Regions from separate parts of the Homo sapiens genome. Here region 2 is linked to region 1. A link is an interaction called in ENCODE POLR2A ChIA-PET data of the cell type or tissue named here. Cell type or tissue: Caco-2. All regions are shown on one strand. Region 1 overlaps TRAK1 (trafficking kinesin protein 1). Region 2 has its middle 48 kb from the start of TRAK1.

Region 1 (2,500 bases):
TGGTGGGGGATCGTTCTTGAGTGGTCATCGATGCTATTCGAGGGTACACTTAACAGACATTTTATGGCTGGGCTCGTGTCTGTGATCCCAGCACTTTGGGAGGCTGAAGTGGGAGGATCACTTGAGCTCAAGAGTTTGAGACCAGATCCAGGAGGAGTGGTTCCAACATGGCCGAAAAGGAACAGCTCCAGTCTGCAGCTCCCAGCGTGAGTGATGCAGAAGATGGATGATTTCTTCATTTCCAACTGAGGTACTGGGTTCATCTCACTGCGGCTTGTCAGACAGTGGGTGCAGCCCATGGAGCAGGACGGGTCATCACCTCACCCAGTAAGTGCAAGGGGTCGGGGAATTCCCTTTCCTAGCAAAGGGAAGCCATGACAGATGGTACCTGGAAAATTGGGACACTCCCACCCTAATACTGCGCTTTTCCAATGGTCTTAGCAAATAGCACACCAAGAGATTATATCCTGCGCCTGGCTTGGAGGGTCCCACGCCCACGGAACCTCACTCACTGCTAGCACAGCAGTCTGAGATCAAACTGCAAGGCAGCAGGGAGGCTGGGAGAGGGGCGTCCACCATTGCTGAAGCTTGAGTAGGTAGACAAAACAGCCGGGAAGCTCGAACTGGGTGGAGCCCACTGCAGCTCAAGGAGGCCTGCCTGCCTCTGTAGGGAGGCAGGGCATAGCTGAACTTCTGGGGGCACTTCTGGGGGCAGGGCATAGCTGAACAAAAGGCAGCAGAAACTTCTGCAGACTTAAATGTCCCTGTCTGACAGCTTTGAAGAGAATAGCGGTTCTCCCGGCATGGAGTTTGAAATCTGAGAATGGACAGACTGCTTCCTCAAGTGGGTCCCTGACCACCGAGTAGCCTAACTGAGAGGCAGCTCCCAGTAGGGGCCGACTGACACCTCATACAGCTGGGTGCCCCTCGGAGATGAAGCATCCAGAGGAAGGATCAGGCAGCAACGTCTGCCATCCTGCAATATTTGCTATTCTGCAGCCTCCGCTGGTGATACCCGGGCAAACAGGGTCTGGAGTGGACCTCCAGCAAACTCCAACAGACCTGCAGCTGAGGGTCCTGACTGTTAGAAGGAAAACTAACAAACAGAAAGGAATCCACACCAAAACCCCATCTGTACGTCACCATCATCAAAGACCAAAGGTAGATAAAACCACAAAGATGGGGAGAAACCAGAGCAGAAAAGCTGAAAATTCTAAAAATCAGAGCACCTCTTCTCCTCCAAAGGAATGCAGCTCCTCGCCAGCAACGGAACAAAGCTGGACAGAGAATGACTTTGACGAGTTGAGAGAAGAGGGCTTCAGACGATCGGTAATAACAAACTTCTCCAAGCTAAAGGAGGATGTTCAAACCCATTGCAAAGAAGCTAAAAATCTTTTTTTTTTTTTTTTTTTGAGACAGAGTTTCGCTTTTGTTGCCCAGGCTGGAGTGCAATGGCTCGGTCTTGGCTCACCGCAACCTCTGCCTCCTGGCTTCAAGTGAGTCTCCTGCCTCAGCCTCCCAAGTAGCTGGGATTACAGGCATGTGCCACCACACCCAGCTAATTTTTTTGTATTTTTATTAGAGACGGGGTTTCTCCATGTTGGTCAGGCTGGTCTCGAACTCCTGACCTCAGGTGATCCACCCGCCTCGGCCTCCCAAAGTGCTGGGATTACAGGCATGAGCCACCACGCCCAGCAGAAGCTAAAAGTCTTAAAAAAAGATTAGACAAATGGCTAACTAGAATAAATAGTGTAGAGAAGACCTTAAATGACTTGATGGAGCTGAAAACCATGGCACGAGAACTATGTGACGCATGCACAAGCTTCAGTAGCCGATTTGATCAACTGGAAGAAAGGATATCAGTAATTGAAGATTAAGTGAATGAAATGAAGCAAGAAGAGAAGTTTAGGGAAAAAAGAGTAAAAAGAAACGAACAAAGCCTCCAAGAAATATGGGACTATGTGAAAAGACCAAATCTACGTCTGATTGGTGTACCTGAAAGTGATGGGGAGAATGGAACCAAGTTGGGAAACACTCTTCAGGATATTATCCAGGAGAACTTCCCCAACCTAGCGAGGCAGGCCAACATTCAAATTCAGGAAATACAGAGAACGGCACAAAGATACTCCTCAAGAAGAACAACCCCAAGACACATAATTGTCAGATTCACCAAAGTTGAAATGAAGGAAAAAATATTAAGGGAAGCCAGAGAGAAAGGTCGGGTTACCCACAAAGGGAAGCCCATTAGACTAACAGCAGATCTCTCAGCAGAAACTCTACAAGCCAGAAGAAAGTGGGGGCCAATATCCAACATTCTTAAAGAAAAGAATTTTCAACCCAGAATTTCATATCCAGCCAAACTAAGCTTCATAAGTGAAGGAGAAATAAAATCCTCTACAGACAAACAAATGCTGAGAGATTTTGTCACCACCAGGCCTGCCTTACAAGAGCTCCTGAAGGAAGCACTAAACATGGAAAGGAACAACCAGTACCAGCCACT
Region 2 (2,500 bases), 61 kb before region 1:
GTTCAAGCGATTCTCATGCCTTAGCCTCCAGAGTAGCTGAAATTACAGGCATGCACCACCATACCTGGCTAATTTTTGTATTTTTGTAGAGATGGGGTTTTGCCATGTTGGCCAGGTTGGTCTTGAACTCTTGGTCTCAAGTGATCTGCCCGCCTTGGCCTCCCAAAGTGCTGGGATTACAGGTGTGAGCCACCGCGCCCAGCCTGGAACTTTTATTTTTTTCAATGACATAGAGACTTCTGAGTAGAAATTTCTTCTGCTTGCAAATTGTTTTTCAGTGAACCCATGAAAACGATTGCTTCACAGTGTATGCTCCAGGATGGAATACAGTTCTTAATGTAGAGGGTGCACTAGCTCTTCCTCTCTCTGGGGCGGGTCATCTGTTGTACTCACTGCTCTGATTACATTCTCTAATATTTAAGTAGACCATGACCTGTCATGGTCTGGACGTGTGGCTAATTATACTTATCTCCTCATCTCGTCTTTAAAAAAGAATGATCTCAGATTCTTATTACCAAAGGACGTTGGCCTCCTTTGTAGAGAATACTTTGGGAAGGATCCTTCTGTGGAGTTTGATCCTGGGGACTCTGACTTTAGAGTTCTTGCTGATCTTTCCTCTCCCTTTAAGGGTAAGGATTAGTATATCTGCAGACATCTCCAAGCTTAAGCTTTGTTATTGTGGGCTTATGGGCAGCAGCTTAGCAACCATTTCAAGGCACTCAGCTGTCTCATGGGTCTGTCTCTGCTTGTCACTGTCCCCTCTTGCCCTCCTTCTCCTCCCTCTCACATTGCCCGTTCCCGTTCTTTCTTCCCTTGTCCTCTTACCCGTCTCCTCCTTTTTGTCCAGCATTCCTCTCTTTCCTATCCCCTCCCCGACTCACACTCCCTCTTGCTGCTTCCCTCACCCTCTTCTTTCCCTCCTCCTTGTCTCTTTGCCTTTTCTCCTCCTAGTCCCCTCCTCCTGACCCCTGCCCTCCCTCTCTCCTTTTGTCTTGGGAATCCTTTGTCCCTGCTCTGACCTCATCCCCTCCACCCCTACCCCCAGCCCTGTGAGCAGACCTCTCCAGCTTCTGATGGATGTTGTCTTTGGCTTTTCGCCAGTGTGTTTTTCCAGCTCCAGACCCTGTGTCTTGTTTTCTCCATGGAGCTGGGGGGGGGGCGGGGGGAGTAAAGGGGATCCTGGTTTTCATGGTCTCAGGCAGGCTGTGTCTGCAGCGTTTGGCCATTTCTGAGCCAGTCCCTGGCTTTGTTTCTTGGTATTTCCGGTTCTCCCAGTGGCCTGTTAGGATGACAGGACCCACCCCACCCCCCCGCCACCCCAACTCCCCAGAGGGGGCACAGGTTTGAAAGAGGACCATGCTTTGGTCTCTTAAGAGCACTTGATTACTTGACAGACGGCCTTCTATACCTTTCAGTTGGCAGGAAGCCACCTTTTTTTTTAAAATTACTTTAAAATTTATTATAAATAAAACAAAATTATTTCTGTGGTCAAGTTTACTATTTTGAAAATGGGAACTCATGTGTTTGTCATCTGCTGGTGGGCCCTGGGCCTGGGCAGAAGCCCAGCTTTCAGGTGGCCCAAGGCACTGGATTGTTTGATTTTGGATCTTAAAACTGATTTTGGAATTTTAAATCAATTTTTCAGTTCTGCCTCAGTGTCCAGTCTGTCCTTTTCATCCCCATCTGCTTTTCATTTTATTTATTTATTTTTTGAAACAGGGTCTTGCTCTGTCGCCCAGGCTGGAGTGCAGTGGCACAATCACAGCTCACTGCAACCTCTGCCTGTCAGGCTCAGGCAATCCTCCCACCTCAACCTCCCTAGTAGCTGGAACCACAGGTGCACACCACCACACTTGGCTAATTTTTTGTATTCTTGGTAGAGACAGGGTTTCACCGTGCTACCCGGGCTGGTCTCGAACTCCTGAGCTCAAGAGATCCACTTGCCTCGGTCTCCCAAAGTGCTGGGAATACAGAAGTGAGCCATTGTGCCTAGCCCATTGTATTTTCTTGAAGGCCATTTGAATATTGGTTGTGTTAAATGGAAGGACTTTTCTCTGTTTAAGAGGGCAACTTTCCTAGAAAGTAGAGTCAACAAATTGGATTTGCAGAGGTTGGGCTCTGGAGCCAGAAGGCTCAAGTTCAAGGCTGTCTGTGCCACTTGCCAGCTGTGTGTGGCTGTTTCTTGAGCTCCCTGGTAGAGCCGATGTGGGAGCCTCCTCCATCTGCATGGGGAGAAGGGGAGGTGCTACAGGTTAAATGCTTATTAATAAATGCTCTATTTGTTATTAAGAAGATTTCATGGCAAAGATCAACCACTGAAACAGCCACGAGTCTGCTGCCAATTTTCTCTGTTTTCTTTCCTGTGCTCTGTTTTTTTTTACTTCAATTACACGATTTCTCTGGATTTTTATGTTACCTTAGTTTTGGAAGCTAGAGCTACAAAACCAATGTGCTTAAGAAAATAAAAACTTTGCCAGCTGATGCTTGTGTGTTTTTTTAA

What was found. ChIA-PET counts read pairs that join two places held together with the same protein. Peaks named below come from ENCODE experiments on the same cell type or tissue, not always from the same donor. Only the 100,000 strongest peaks of a DNase experiment are listed, where the experiment ranks them.
Region 2: POLR2A ChIA-PET joins it to region 1 with 5 read pairs; 10 of 35 experiments call an interaction of 5 or more read pairs at or near these places.

What each region holds. Positions count from the first base shown.
Region 1 is chr3:42,103,557-42,106,056 of GRCh38, forward strand. The region is part of intron 1 of TRAK1 (trafficking kinesin protein 1); the gene reads left to right. LOC124906231 (a long non-coding RNA gene) reads left to right here. Exons shown (of 2, transcript XR_007095889.1): 1 at 1-327; 2 at 776-2,500. Among named protein-coding and RNA genes, the nearest start is that of TRAK1, 13 kb to the left of the region's middle. In Caco-2, no CTCF peak of the experiment used is centred here; no DNase peak of the experiment used is centred here.
Region 2 is chr3:42,042,467-42,044,966 of GRCh38, forward strand. It overlaps a transcript of TRAK1 not described here. Among named protein-coding and RNA genes, the nearest start is that of TRAK1, 48 kb to the right of the region's middle. RefSeq lists enhancers at 395-664, 891-1,185. In Caco-2, no CTCF peak of the experiment used is centred here; a DNase peak (open chromatin) is centred at 1,015.